Regions from separate parts of the Homo sapiens genome. Here all the other regions are linked to region 1. Evidence: chromatin contacts called from ENCODE Hi-C or POLR2A ChIA-PET data. All regions are on one chromosome and are shown on one strand. Each heading gives the region's core, a stretch centred on a gene start or an enhancer-like site at or near the end of the contact. The rest is flanking DNA. Distances are from core to core; before and after follow the strand shown.

Evidence for each region. A loop is a pair of places that touch in the nucleus more often than their neighbours do. ChIA-PET counts read pairs that join two places held with the same protein, here RNA polymerase II (POLR2A). Pooled maps may share reads with other maps.
Region 2: a pooled map shows a loop between it and region 1 (8-fold over the local background). The contact joins the promoter of SOCS7 here to the promoter of PIP4K2B in region 1. A Hi-C loop is called at or near these places in 6 of 50 pooled maps. POLR2A ChIA-PET finds 5 or more read pairs at or near these places in 2 of 52 experiments (A673 and H1).
Region 3: a loop to region 1 is called in a map of CD8-positive, alpha-beta T cell, with 20 times the contacts of the local background. The contact joins the promoter of CACNB1 here to the promoter of PIP4K2B in region 1. A Hi-C loop is called at or near these places in 2 of 168 maps with a recorded cell type or tissue (CD8-positive, alpha-beta T cell and ascending aorta), 1 of 37 single-sample maps with no recorded cell type and 10 of 50 pooled maps. POLR2A ChIA-PET finds 5 or more read pairs at or near these places in 4 of 52 experiments (CD4-positive, alpha-beta T cell, MCF 10A, WTC11 and 1 more).
Region 4: a loop to region 1 is called in a pooled map, with 2.8 times the contacts of the local background. The contact joins the promoter of CACNB1-AS1 here to the promoter of PIP4K2B in region 1. A Hi-C loop is called at or near these places in 1 of 37 single-sample maps with no recorded cell type and 2 of 50 pooled maps. POLR2A ChIA-PET finds 5 or more read pairs at or near these places in 4 of 52 experiments (T-cell, WTC11, activated CD8-positive, alpha-beta memory T cell and 1 more).

What each region holds. Positions count from the first base shown.
Region 1 is chr17:38,798,201-38,800,981 of GRCh38, reverse strand. It overlaps PIP4K2B (phosphatidylinositol-5-phosphate 4-kinase type 2 beta), which reads left to right and starts at 1,426. Exons shown (of 10, transcript NM_003559.5): 1 at 1,426-1,716. The coding sequence starts at 1,558. It overlaps CWC25 (CWC25 spliceosome associated protein), which reads left to right. Exons shown (of 10, transcript NM_017748.5): 10 at 1-541. RefSeq lists an enhancer at 1,431-2,249.
Region 2 is chr17:38,350,386-38,353,166 of GRCh38, reverse strand. It overlaps SOCS7 (suppressor of cytokine signaling 7), which reads right to left and starts at 1,323. Exons shown (of 10, transcript NM_014598.4): 1 at 135-1,323. The coding sequence starts at 1,114. LOC124903991 (a long non-coding RNA gene) reads left to right here and starts at 2,171. Exons shown (of 2, transcript XR_007065738.1): 1 at 2,171-2,249; 2 at 2,442-2,708.
Region 3 is chr17:39,196,268-39,199,048 of GRCh38, reverse strand. CACNB1 (calcium voltage-gated channel auxiliary subunit beta 1) reads left to right here and starts at 1,380. Exons shown (of 14, transcript NM_000723.5): 1 at 1,380-1,637. The coding sequence starts at 1,554. RefSeq lists silencers at 1,083-1,212, 1,223-1,622, 2,053-2,182.
Region 4 is chr17:39,173,249-39,176,029 of GRCh38, reverse strand. CACNB1-AS1 (CACNB1 antisense RNA 1) reads right to left here and starts at 1,401. Exons shown (of 4, transcript XR_934743.3): 1 at 1,313-1,401; 2 at 71-167. CACNB1 (calcium voltage-gated channel auxiliary subunit beta 1) reads left to right here. Exons shown (of 14, transcript NM_000723.5): 14 at 373-2,577. The coding sequence ends at 837. RefSeq lists an enhancer at 21-622.

The DNA.
Region 1 (2,781 bases), core at 177-2,676:
AACCCCGTCTCTACTAAAAAAATACAAAAAATTAGCCGGGCGTGGTGGCGGGCGCCTGTAGTCCCAGCTACTCGGGAGGCTGAGGCAGGAGAATGGCGTGAACCCAGGAGGCGGAGCTTGCAGTGAGCCGAGATTGTGCCACCGCACTCCAGCCTGGGTGACAGAGCGAGATTCCGTCTCAAAAAACAACAGCAACAAAACAAAACCCTCGAGGGGCCACTCTCCTGTCTTTACTCCTTTTCCCTTCTCTATTCTTTCACCAGAAGCCCTCATTTGACCAGTGAACTCCTAGGCCCTCTTGACCCGCACATTAGCTGGGCGATTTCCTTGTTCTGCTAATTCCTAATTCTGCTTAAAATGTATTTGGATTTCTGTTTTTGAACACTTATGATGCCAGGCACTGTAATGCTTGAAACCCGATCTTTCCCTAGAGAATGTAACATACGTTTTTATTCATTTAATCACTTCATTATGCCGGGGTTAATTATGTTTATTTTATAATTGGTAATAAAGGCCACATTTATTTTTGTAACTGTTTAAAGAGCGACCACCTGTGGAGTACCGTGTTTACGAATTTCCATGCAGAAAGAACAACGTTGACCTGTAATTTGTGTCGAATATATGGAGATCCCTCATCTGAGAATTATGTAACAAAGCGTGGGGCAGTTTACTCAAAGATTTTACGAAATGAGCCAGAGTAAGACGATTAGTGGGATAGGTGTCTGAAGGTGCTGGCGGCCTCTGAGCTCTGACCCTTTGCGGGGAGAACAGGCAGCAGGTGGGTGGGCGCGGGGCCCATTCATAAAAACCAGTGTTCCTGGCCTGCTTCTCTCATTGGCCCTGGGGGCAAGGGGCGTGCCCCGCGGGTGGAGCGCGCCCGGGGCCCAGCAGAGTGGGCAGATCCACGCTTAGGTGGAGCGAGGGGGCGTTCCTTGGCTTTCTAGGCTGGACTTTCTCTTCCCCTTGCTGCGTCCCTCCTCTCCCCCGGGGTGGGCATGGTACGTCCCGCCCTCCTCGCATTCCCGTCCCTCCTTCCCTTCCGGAGCGGTGGCATCGCCGCCATCTTGGCATTCGGGTTGCGGGAAAGAGCCAAACCCTGGCGTTGGGGGGCCCGGGCGGGGAGCCCCTCCCGCGGTCCACAGCGACGCCTGCCCAGCCCTCCTCCCCTTCCGGCTCCGGCACGGGGCCCCGAGGCGTTCGGAGGCCAGGCGGGTTTCTGTCAGGCCCGGGGAGGAGGGGCGGGCGGGGCGGCCGCTGCCTCCCCGGGACGGGCCGTACCACGCGGACGGGGAGGACGGGGCCAGGGGACTGCAGGGCGGCTGCACCGCCCGGGGGCGGGGTGCGGAGCGGGCCGGCGGGCTCCCCGGGGCGGGGCGGGAGGGCGGGGCGTGGGGCGGACGGAACCACCGGGGCGGGGTGGGAGGTAACGGGACGGGCGCGACCATGGCGCGGTGAGGGAGCGGGGGTGGGGATCGGTCCGGGGGAGGCCTGAGGCCGCTGGCTTGTGCGCTGTCTCCGCCGCCCCCCTCTTTCGCCGCCGCCGCCGCCGCCCCGGGCATGTCGTCCAACTGCACCAGCACCACGGCGGTGGCGGTGGCGCCGCTCAGCGCCAGCAAGACCAAGACCAAGAAGAAGCATTTCGTGTGCCAGAAAGTGAAGCTATTCCGGGCCAGCGAGCCGATCCTCAGCGTCCTGATGTGGGGGGTGAACCACACGGTAACCAGCTCCTGCGCGCCCCTCTGAGCGCGGCCCCGCGCGCTCCCACGCCCCCTGCAGCCCTGGGCCCTTGCCCCGCAGGCCCTGCCGGTGACGCCTGCCACCCCTCGCCAAGCCACTTGCACGCCCACCCCACCCTTGCACGCCTTTCGGCCCCGTGTGCACTCCCCGCACGCCACGCGAGGCCTGGTGTCTCTGTGGTCTGCCGTCGCCACCTCCCCTTCCCTCCAGCCCTTCTGGCTTCCTGCGTGTGGCGTGCTCGCTTGGGGCAGCCCATGGAGCGCAAAGGCAAGGCCTCAGTGCAGTGGAGTCGCTTTCATCCCTGCTTCTCCTCCTCCCCCCTCATCCTGTTTGTGAGGGTGTATATTCCCCCTTGTTCCTTACAGCCGGCTGCCAGCTCTGTCAAGTAGCAGTGGTCTGCCCAAATAGTCCTCTCTTTCTGATCGTTTGGTTGTTGTGGCTGCTCAAATTCTTCCATCCTCCAGGCCTCCTTACCTTTGAATGTAGAACTCCACCCTGGGTTTCCTTTTTTTTCCCTCTTGAACAAGATGTATCAACTGGAGAAGCACAGGCTTCCTTGAACCAGACACTTCACCTGGGTCTCTCTGGGTTAGGGAGAAGAAAGAATGGCTATTAACCATTTGAGAGAAGAGGATGCCTGGTTATAAGGAGGGACTATTCATAGTAGAAATAATATGTCTTCCCATAGTTTTTGAAGGTGATCATTTTAAAGATGTTGACTTATCTGTTGTGTGGCTGCAATGTTGTGATGATGCATAGTGATTATGGTCCTAGATAGGAGAGATAGGTCCCCTGGGTCCTTAGGGTGCTTTGAGATTGTTCAACAGCCCCTGCCAGGAAGTTGGATCCTGACAGTTTAAGCTGGAAGACTGTTTATGTGGTGTTTGTTCAGGGTCTTTATTCTCCCTCTTCCAACCACTTGCTCTTTGCCTTCTGACCATTTCTTTATGAATCCCCACACTAGGAATGAGCAGAGGAAGTAAAAGGACCCGAAACACCAACTTCACTAACTAGAATTTTGGAATAAGGAGGATCAAGCTTGGG
Region 2 (2,781 bases), core at 74-2,573, 450 kb after region 1:
CACCTTTGGTCCCAAGTCTCTGCCTCCTCCTGAAGACCCTATCTTAAGAACTGTCAGGATCGCGATAGCAATAGATAAAAAGGGAAACCAAACAAGAAAAGGAAGTTTGTCGGCCAGCCCCCGGCCGGTCTCACCTCCCCGCGTCCAGCTCCCGGCCCGCAGAGCCTCCCATGTCTGTCAGGCTCGCAGCTGAAGCAGCCAGCTCTCCAGAAGGCCTCTTGCCGGTCCCATCCCCACCGCCGGAGCCACCGTTGCAGCTCTTGGTGCGAAAGAGGCGACTGAGGCGGATTTTGAAGGAGCCCTTCCGAGAAGGACCCGCGAGTGGCCGGAGGGGCCCGGGAGGAGGCGGGGGCGGGGGAGGTTGCTGCTGCTGCTGCTGCTGCTGCTCCCCTCTACTCAGGCGCCCCAGAGGGACCAAGTCCTGCAGCGGGAAGGGCACCGGAGGTAATTCAGGGCCTGGGGGCTGCAGCAGAAGCCGGCCGCCCCCTCCTCCTCCGCGACCCGGGCTGCTGAGCTCCTCTTCCGAGCAGCTGTTAGTCTCCAGGCTCTCGGCCTCCGATTCCAAGCCCTCCAGGACCAGCAGCGCGTCGCTCGTTTCCGTGGGGTCCTCCCCGGCCTGCGGGGCGGCAGCAGGCGGCTGGGGCTGCGGAGGGGGCGGCTGAGGAGGACACGGACACGGGCAGCAACCCCCACCGACTGTCTTGACCCCCGGCCCCGCCGGCTGCCCGAGCCCCAGAGCCGCCAACTGCGCCTCTAGTCCAGCCGCCGGGCCCCAGGTCCGCTCGAGCGCCAAGCCCGGCGGCAGGGCCTTGGGGTCCAGGGCACAGCGGTGCCGGGGACACAGCAGTTCCGAGGGTCCCGGCTCCGGGGCCGCCTCCACGTCCTCCTCCTCCGGCGGCCGACCCACGTTGCGGAACACCATCAGCTGCGGCGGCCGGGAGCCCCGCGGGCCGGGCCGCGCGAGGAAGGGTGGCGGCGGGGGGCCATGGCCCGGGGGCGGTGGCGGAGGGCCTGGCTCGGGGGCCGCCTCTCCATAGCCAAGGAGGCGGCTCAGGACGCGGTACGAAGCGGCCGCCGCCGCCGCCTCGCCATCCCGGAGCTCGGCCTCCTGCATCGGGGAGAGGGAGGGAGGGCGGGCGGCTGGGAGCCGGGCTGGGGTGGGGACTAGGCCGGGCCCCGCCGGAGCCCCGCCCGCCGCGGCCCCCGGAGCGACAGCGCTAACGGCCGCCGCGGCCTCTGCCTCATAGAGGGGGGCGGGGGGCGCGCGGAGCCCAGCGCGAGCCCAGGCCGCGCTCCGCCACCGCCGAGCACCGCCCCCAAGCCGACGTCACTTCCGGAAGGGCTTAGCCACGCCACTTTCCCCAGGGCGTGCTCGCGCTGGCCTCCACGGCGAGTGACGCCGCGCGCGCCCCCGGCCCCTATTGGCGGTGAGCTGTCTGTTGGCTGGCGTTGGTCTCTTTTCCCGGTCCTTGCTTTTCACTTCCTGGGCGCCCAGGCCCAGGCCATCCCATTCGGTAGAGTGGAGAGGCCTTGGAAACCATGGTCTGGTCCTGGGAGCGCGCCGCTGGCCTTGGGAGCACATATGGTTCTGCCATCTACGCCGCTTGCGATGTGTGACCTTGGCTGAGTCATTTCATCATTAATCTGTATCTCCGTCCGCCTGGCACCCAGTGAATGTTTGTGGAATCAGTACATGAATCGTGTTCTAGACCCAGTGCTGTACTGATAAATGTGTAACAACCAGCTCTCTGGGGGGAGAACGGGAATGTATGCACATATATAGGTACAAAAATTTGTCGTTAAGTTTTACTGACATAAAGGATGTGTAGTTCACAATTTACAATTAATAGTAAATTGGCAAATTCCATATAACTCTTTCTCACAGAATGCTTTCATTGATTTTTGCCAAACTCTTATATGGGTAGCCAAACTGTGATTGCAGTTGACCTAGGAGTGTAATTGTAAAGGTGAATGTTGGTTGATAAAACTGAAAAAGACAAAACTTAATTGGATTGTCAATGATGGGAGCAACTTCTTTGCTGAGTCAGAAAACGGTTTCAAATACTGGAAGAATATTTACTCAATTTTTGTGCTATTCATAATGTAACGGCTACAGACAACACATTAAGTTTTTGCTGTTGTTGAGATGGAATCTTTCTCTATTGCCCAGGCTGGAGTGCAATGGCGCTATCTTGGCTCACTGCAACCTCTGCCTCCCGGGTTCAAGCAATTCTCCTGCCTCGCTCCAGGTAATTTTTTGTATTCTTAGTAGAGACAGGGTTTCACCATGTTGGCCAGGCCAGTTTTGAACTCCTGACCTCAGGTGATCCACCCGCCTTGGCCTCCCAAAATGCTGGGATTACAGGCGTGAGCCACCGCGCCCACGCCCGGCCTTCTTATCTTTACACAGGGATAAGGATTGCAATTTTGCTTGCTTGCAGGCATGTTGTGAGGATCAAATAAGATCAAGCTTTTTGTGTGGAGGAGGTGAGACTGGAGGCAGGGAGCCCATTGAAATAGTCCCAGTGGGAGATATTGAGAGATGCAAGGGAAAAGGAGGAAGGATCAGCTGCAGAACTCAGTGACTTCTAATACCTGAGGGTGCATTGAGGGGAAGAGGGTGGAGGGTTGAGTCCTGCAACCAGAGGGACCTTTTCAGAATGGAAATGTGTTCATAGCCTGTGATTAAAATTGTTCATGGCTTCCCATTGTTCTTAGGCTAATGTGTGATCTTGTGATCTGACCCCTGTGTGATCTAACCCCTGCCTCTCTAGCCACATC
Region 3 (2,781 bases), core at 131-2,630, 400 kb before region 1:
TGCGGTTATGCCAGCCTTTCTTGTCTCCAAGGGGCAGGTGGAAACCCTGCTCAGGGTTGGAACTCTCCTGGAACGTTTCTAATGGGCTTCATCTTCACTCACTGCTCCGCCTTCCCCAAGGTGTTGTGATCAGAGGAATGACAGACTGACCATTCACTTGCTATTAGAGTTGGGTGAGGAGGAGGAGTCCCATAGTCTCCTGTCCTGCGGAACACAGCAAGGTGGTGGCCTTATTGTAAGGTCACTTGACCTGGAGAGGGTCTTCTCCATCTCTCCTTTCTGTGGAGCAGGAGAAGGGGTGGAGTAGGAAGGGAATGGGTCCTCCTGTCATGAGTGACCCCTTCATTGAAACTTACAGCTTCTCCAAACACCCCAGCAATTCATTTAATTCTCCCTCATCCTCCCAATAATACCAGGTGACACAGACTCCACAGTACCAGCAACCCCATTTTATAGGAGAGGAGGAAACTGATGCTCAGAGAGGTGATTTGTCCGGGGCTATACAACCAGAAACAGCCTGAGCCAAATTGGCGCCAGAGTCTATTGCCCAGAATCTCCTATTCCTCTTCTCTCCACCAGTCATGGTGGGTGGCATCCAGATCTTGGATGTTTCTCCCTAAATCAGGGGTAAAGGTGGCGCAATTCTAGGTCAAAGGTCATGAGATCTGATTTTACCAGCTTCTCCTCTCTCAGCTCCATATTTCTTCCTCTTTTCTCATCCAAGAGCAGGGACCTCACCCAGCCCCATTCCTGGCCTTTTGGAAGAACAGGGGTTGGGGGGGCGGTGTATCCTAGTGACTGATTAGGGCAGAACTCCTGGACCCCTGGGATTTATTTTGCTGTCTCTATTGGACACCCTCCCCATCTCAGCCTCAGCCTCCCACCGGCAGCCCCAGAGCCATGTTGGAGGGAGAGGCTTTTCTGTTTGGTTTGAGGCAGCCTGGGCCCCACACTGGGGAGAAAGGAGTTAAAGCCAGGTCCCAGGATCACCGGGACCGGGAAGTTCCGGTGGTCCAAACAGGAGTGGGTTGGGGGGACCCGCAGGAAGAGAGGTTTGGGACAAAAGGGGGGTGGTGCCAGCCATGCCAATCCCCATCAGCGCTCGGCATCCACTGGTAGACCGCCCCCCCACCCCTCCCCCAAGTTCCACGCCTAGTTTCTGCCTTCCCGCCCCAGCGGGCCGCCTGCACCCCACGGCCAGTCAGAGGCCCACCTGCGGCCACCTAGAGCCGAGAGGGGCTTGCCTCCCTGCTGCCGCACGCCCATTGTGTGCGCCGAGCCGGCGGAGGGGCTGCGAGGGGCGGGGCCGGGCGGGCGGAGGGAGGGAGCGAGGGAGGGGCGCGGGGAGATGCTGAGCCTACGGGGGAGGCGGCGGCGGCAGTGGAGAGAGCGGGAGGAGCGAGGGAAGGCAGGAAGGAGGCAGCCGAAGGCCGAGCTGGGTGGCTGGACCGGGTGCTGGCTGCGCCGCGCTGCTTTCGGCTCCCACGGCCTCTCCCATGCGCTGAGGGAGCCCGGCTGGGCCGGGCCGGCGGCGGGAGGGGAGGCTCCTCTCCATGGTCCAGAAGACCAGCATGTCCCGGGGCCCTTACCCACCCTCCCAGGAGATCCCCATGGAGGTCTTCGACCCCAGCCCGCAGGTGAGGCGTGGTGGCCCGGCCCAACGGGAGGGGGTCGCTCCCGCGGACCGTGTTAAGGTCGGCTCGAGAGGCGCGGGAGAGGAAGGGGTTATATGCCGGGCGCGGAGGAGAGAGGGATGCCTGCGCGCCCCCCATCCTTGCAGGTTGTGATTGATGGGCGCTGGGCCTGGGGCTGGGTGGCGATGCTGCGGAGCGGGGAGGGGGCGGGTGGGCTGCCTGTCACCCTCGCCTCCTTATCTCCCCCGCGTCAAGGTTCCTGCCGCTTGGGCACCAGCTTCAGTGGGCTGAGCGTGGGGGTGCTGGTGGAGGGGGATCTGGGCCTTGAGAAGGGGAGGTTGAAAGAGGCTAGAAAGCGAGCCAGGCAAGGGGGGCGACGCAGAGCACGCTCGGGGGCGCCAGGCGGGTGTGGGTGGGGCGGGGGTGGCACGAGGAGGTGGCCGAGGCGATGGTCAGAGGGCGGTGCCAAATGCCAACAGGCCTTCAAAGCCGCAGACACTGGTTCTCGAGGGTGGGGAAAGAGCCAACCCCGGTCGAGGTCCCCTCCCAGCCACCTGGGCTCCATCTCTATGTCGGACCTGCTCCCCTCCCCCCACACCCACGTTGACTTACCCCACCCCCACCCCCGCCCCAAAAACGCCTCCAAAGTTTGGAAAGTTGGATGGATGCCAACTCATAGGAGGGGGGGAAGCTGTTTTACCTGGGGGAGGGGTCTACTTCTCCATCCCCACCCGCACACTTTTCCTACACCCCTGGTTACTCCCAGGAAGTGGCATTCTTGGGCGCGGTGGGTTCTCATGGGGTGACCAGCAGGCTCTGGGATGGTCGCGCCAGGGGATTTCTTTGGGAGTGTCCTTCTCCAAGGATAGCATTAACTCTTCTGTTACTGTGGCCACCAGCTGTAACCACCATGATAATGTGACTGATGGGTATGTAGAGGGGTCAAGTCAGACCTAAAAATACCTTCCTCCACCCCAGGCCCCTTTGAGCCTGGGAGGCAGCTGACTGGGGCCTTCCTTTCAGCTGTCCCCTGTCCCTCTGAGTGCCACTCCCTTTGCCCAGCCTGGCAGTGGTGGGGGAGGGTGGTGTCTGGGATTCACTGGGTGATCCTCCTAGGTTTGTAGGGAGCATCACAACTTGAGTTGGG
Region 4 (2,781 bases), core at 152-2,651, 380 kb before region 1:
CGAATCAACCGCTAATGAGTGGCAATACTGAGCTGTTAATGACAGTTAGCCCCAAGATAGCATTAATGACCTGCACTGAGGAAGCGGTGACTCATGGCTCACGGCTGTTGGCCATAGTTGCCCTGAGAGTTCATATGTCCTCACATCTGTTGAAGGTCGGGTGCCCCCTGTCCCGAGAGAGGAGCAAATGCCCTGAGGTCTGTCCTCTGGCTGGGCTCCAGAGCCGTTTGTCCCCGGGGCCCCTCCTCTAGAGCCAGCACCCTCTTCATCCAGGCCGGACCTCTTAATGCTGTCACTAACTTGCCTTGCTTTGTTGTGTTTTTCTCACCCCTGCCTGATCTGCATGGTGTGTGCTGTCCGTCTGCTAACCAGGGACCCTACCTTGCTTCCGGGGACCAGCCACTGGAACGGGCCACCGGGGAGCACGCCAGCATGCACGAGTACCCAGGGGAGCTGGGCCAGCCCCCAGGCCTTTACCCCAGCAGCCACCCACCAGGCCGGGCAGGCACGCTACGGGCACTGTCCCGCCAAGACACTTTTGATGCCGACACCCCCGGCAGCCGAAACTCTGCCTACACGGAGCTGGGAGACTCATGTGTGGACATGGAGACTGACCCCTCAGAGGGGCCAGGGCTTGGAGACCCTGCAGGGGGCGGCACGCCCCCAGCCCGACAGGGATCCTGGGAGGACGAGGAAGAAGACTATGAGGAAGAGCTGACCGACAACCGGAACCGGGGCCGGAATAAGGCCCGCTACTGCGCTGAGGGTGGGGGTCCAGTTTTGGGGCGCAACAAGAATGAGCTGGAGGGCTGGGGACGAGGCGTCTACATTCGCTGAGAGGCAGGGGCCACACGGCGGGAGGAAGGGCTCTGAGCCCAGGGGAGGGGAGGGAGCGAGGGGCTCACACCTGACATGTATTCGCCTCCAGGGGGCGCTGTCTCCCTCCTTTCAGATGCCTTTGCTCAAAGCTTGGGGTTTCTTTGGTGTTACCATCCCAGCTCCCGGGAGGCCCTTAAGCCCCAGCTGTCGGTTTTTACCTGCCTGTTGTGGATGGATGGGGGATACCCACCTTTCTGAAGTGTCCCCTTTCTCCCATCTTAAGGGGCTCTCCTCCCTCACCCTCCTAGAGAAAAGGTGCACTTCCTTAACTCTTTCTACTCGGGGCCCTAAGTGACGGTCCTAAGTGGGATGGCTCTCCTTCTCCCAAGCTGCAGTACTGGGGAAGGGCTGGGCGCTTTTCCTGGAAAGGGAGGCCACAGATTCTTTCCCATGGGGGCTCTCTTCCCCAGACCCCAGATCCAAGGTCCCTCACCCTGCCTGCCCCTTCCTCCCAGCTTCCTGGCAGCATCGTCTGGTCGGTGAAAGCCATAGCATGGACACCCCATGGGGAGCTTGTCTTGGGGAGGGTTCTGGGTGGAAGCTGGCAGGCATACAGCACCCTCTACCCTCCGTGGCCATGGCAACGTCCAGGGCCCAGAACCCTGAGGAGTGAGCGGCCGAGACGCTGCTCCCCACCCCCCACCTCCATGCCTCAGCCTTTGCCTACCCCAGGAATGAGCTTGGCCTCCAACATCCCTTGCCTGCTGCCATTAGTAGAGGGGGCCCCTCTGCATCTGAGCCCCCCATCCCTGTGCCACCTGGGTGTGGAGCCCATGGAACACTCTGGTCCGCCTCATTTTAAACCAAAAAACTGCTCCTTCACCCTCACCCTGAGGCCCCAGGGGAGAGGACCCGTGGGATGGTGCCCAGGGGTTGCCTTGGGACCTCGGATCTCCTCTGGGGGGCTTGGCTGCTGCTGTTGCTGCTCTGTATTTGCCTCTCGTGATTCTGTTTGTTACCCATGTTCACTTCCCCCAGGAGAGGCCTTGGTACCCCCTCTCCCCTGGGGCATCCCTTTGCCTTGGCATCCCTGTAGCCCAGCAACCCTGCCCCTCCCCAGCATCCCAGCTGGGCCAGAGAGAGCCGAGTGTGCCAACAAGGACTGGGGCCTGCCCGGCTGCCCGCCTCAGGGATGGGCACCTCATGCCTGTCTCGCCACCTCCTGTGCCAATGTCCCACCCTCCACCTGGGGGTGGGGTGCAGCTTCCACTTACTGATTAGAAGACACCACTGCCCTCCCTTCCCCCCTCCCTGTCTGGTGTCCTGTGCCCCCATCTGTCTGTCTATATTTGTCTGTACTCCCCTAGGAGAAGTATTTTGCCATATATAAAACCACTGTCCTGTCCTTTGTGGCTGCCTCCCAAGCCTGCTTCTTTGTCCTCGCCACATAGTCGTCAGCGTAGGCACCTGGGAGCTGCTGATATGCACGGGGAGTTGAAAGGGTGGGTGCCTGAAGATGTTGTGCCCTGAGTCATTGACTCAAAAGAAAAGATGATCCTTTGATTTTGGCCCTCTGATGTATTGTGCCCAAGCCAGGAGCTGCTTGGGCAGTCCCAGCTCCACACTGGCCCTGAGCCCCTTCACTTACCTGTCTCTCCACAAGTAGAGCCAAAGGCAATGGGAAGCTCAATGTTGCTCAGTGGGTGAGATCCAGACCCACTGGTGCAATGTCTTAAATACACATGACTGTTTTTCTGCTCTTGTGGCATCACTGTGCCCCAACACCTCAGGAGAGGGAGGGGCTGAGCTTCTGGCTCCACTAATGCCCCCCTCGTTCCTGCTAACCAGCTTTGGGGACAGGGAGGCAGACTACTTGTGGGGGCAGGTCAGAGAAAATCAGGGATTCTGCCAGTCCCAGACTGAAAGTCAGCAGGTGAGTGTACCCATTCCTCCCATCCCCAG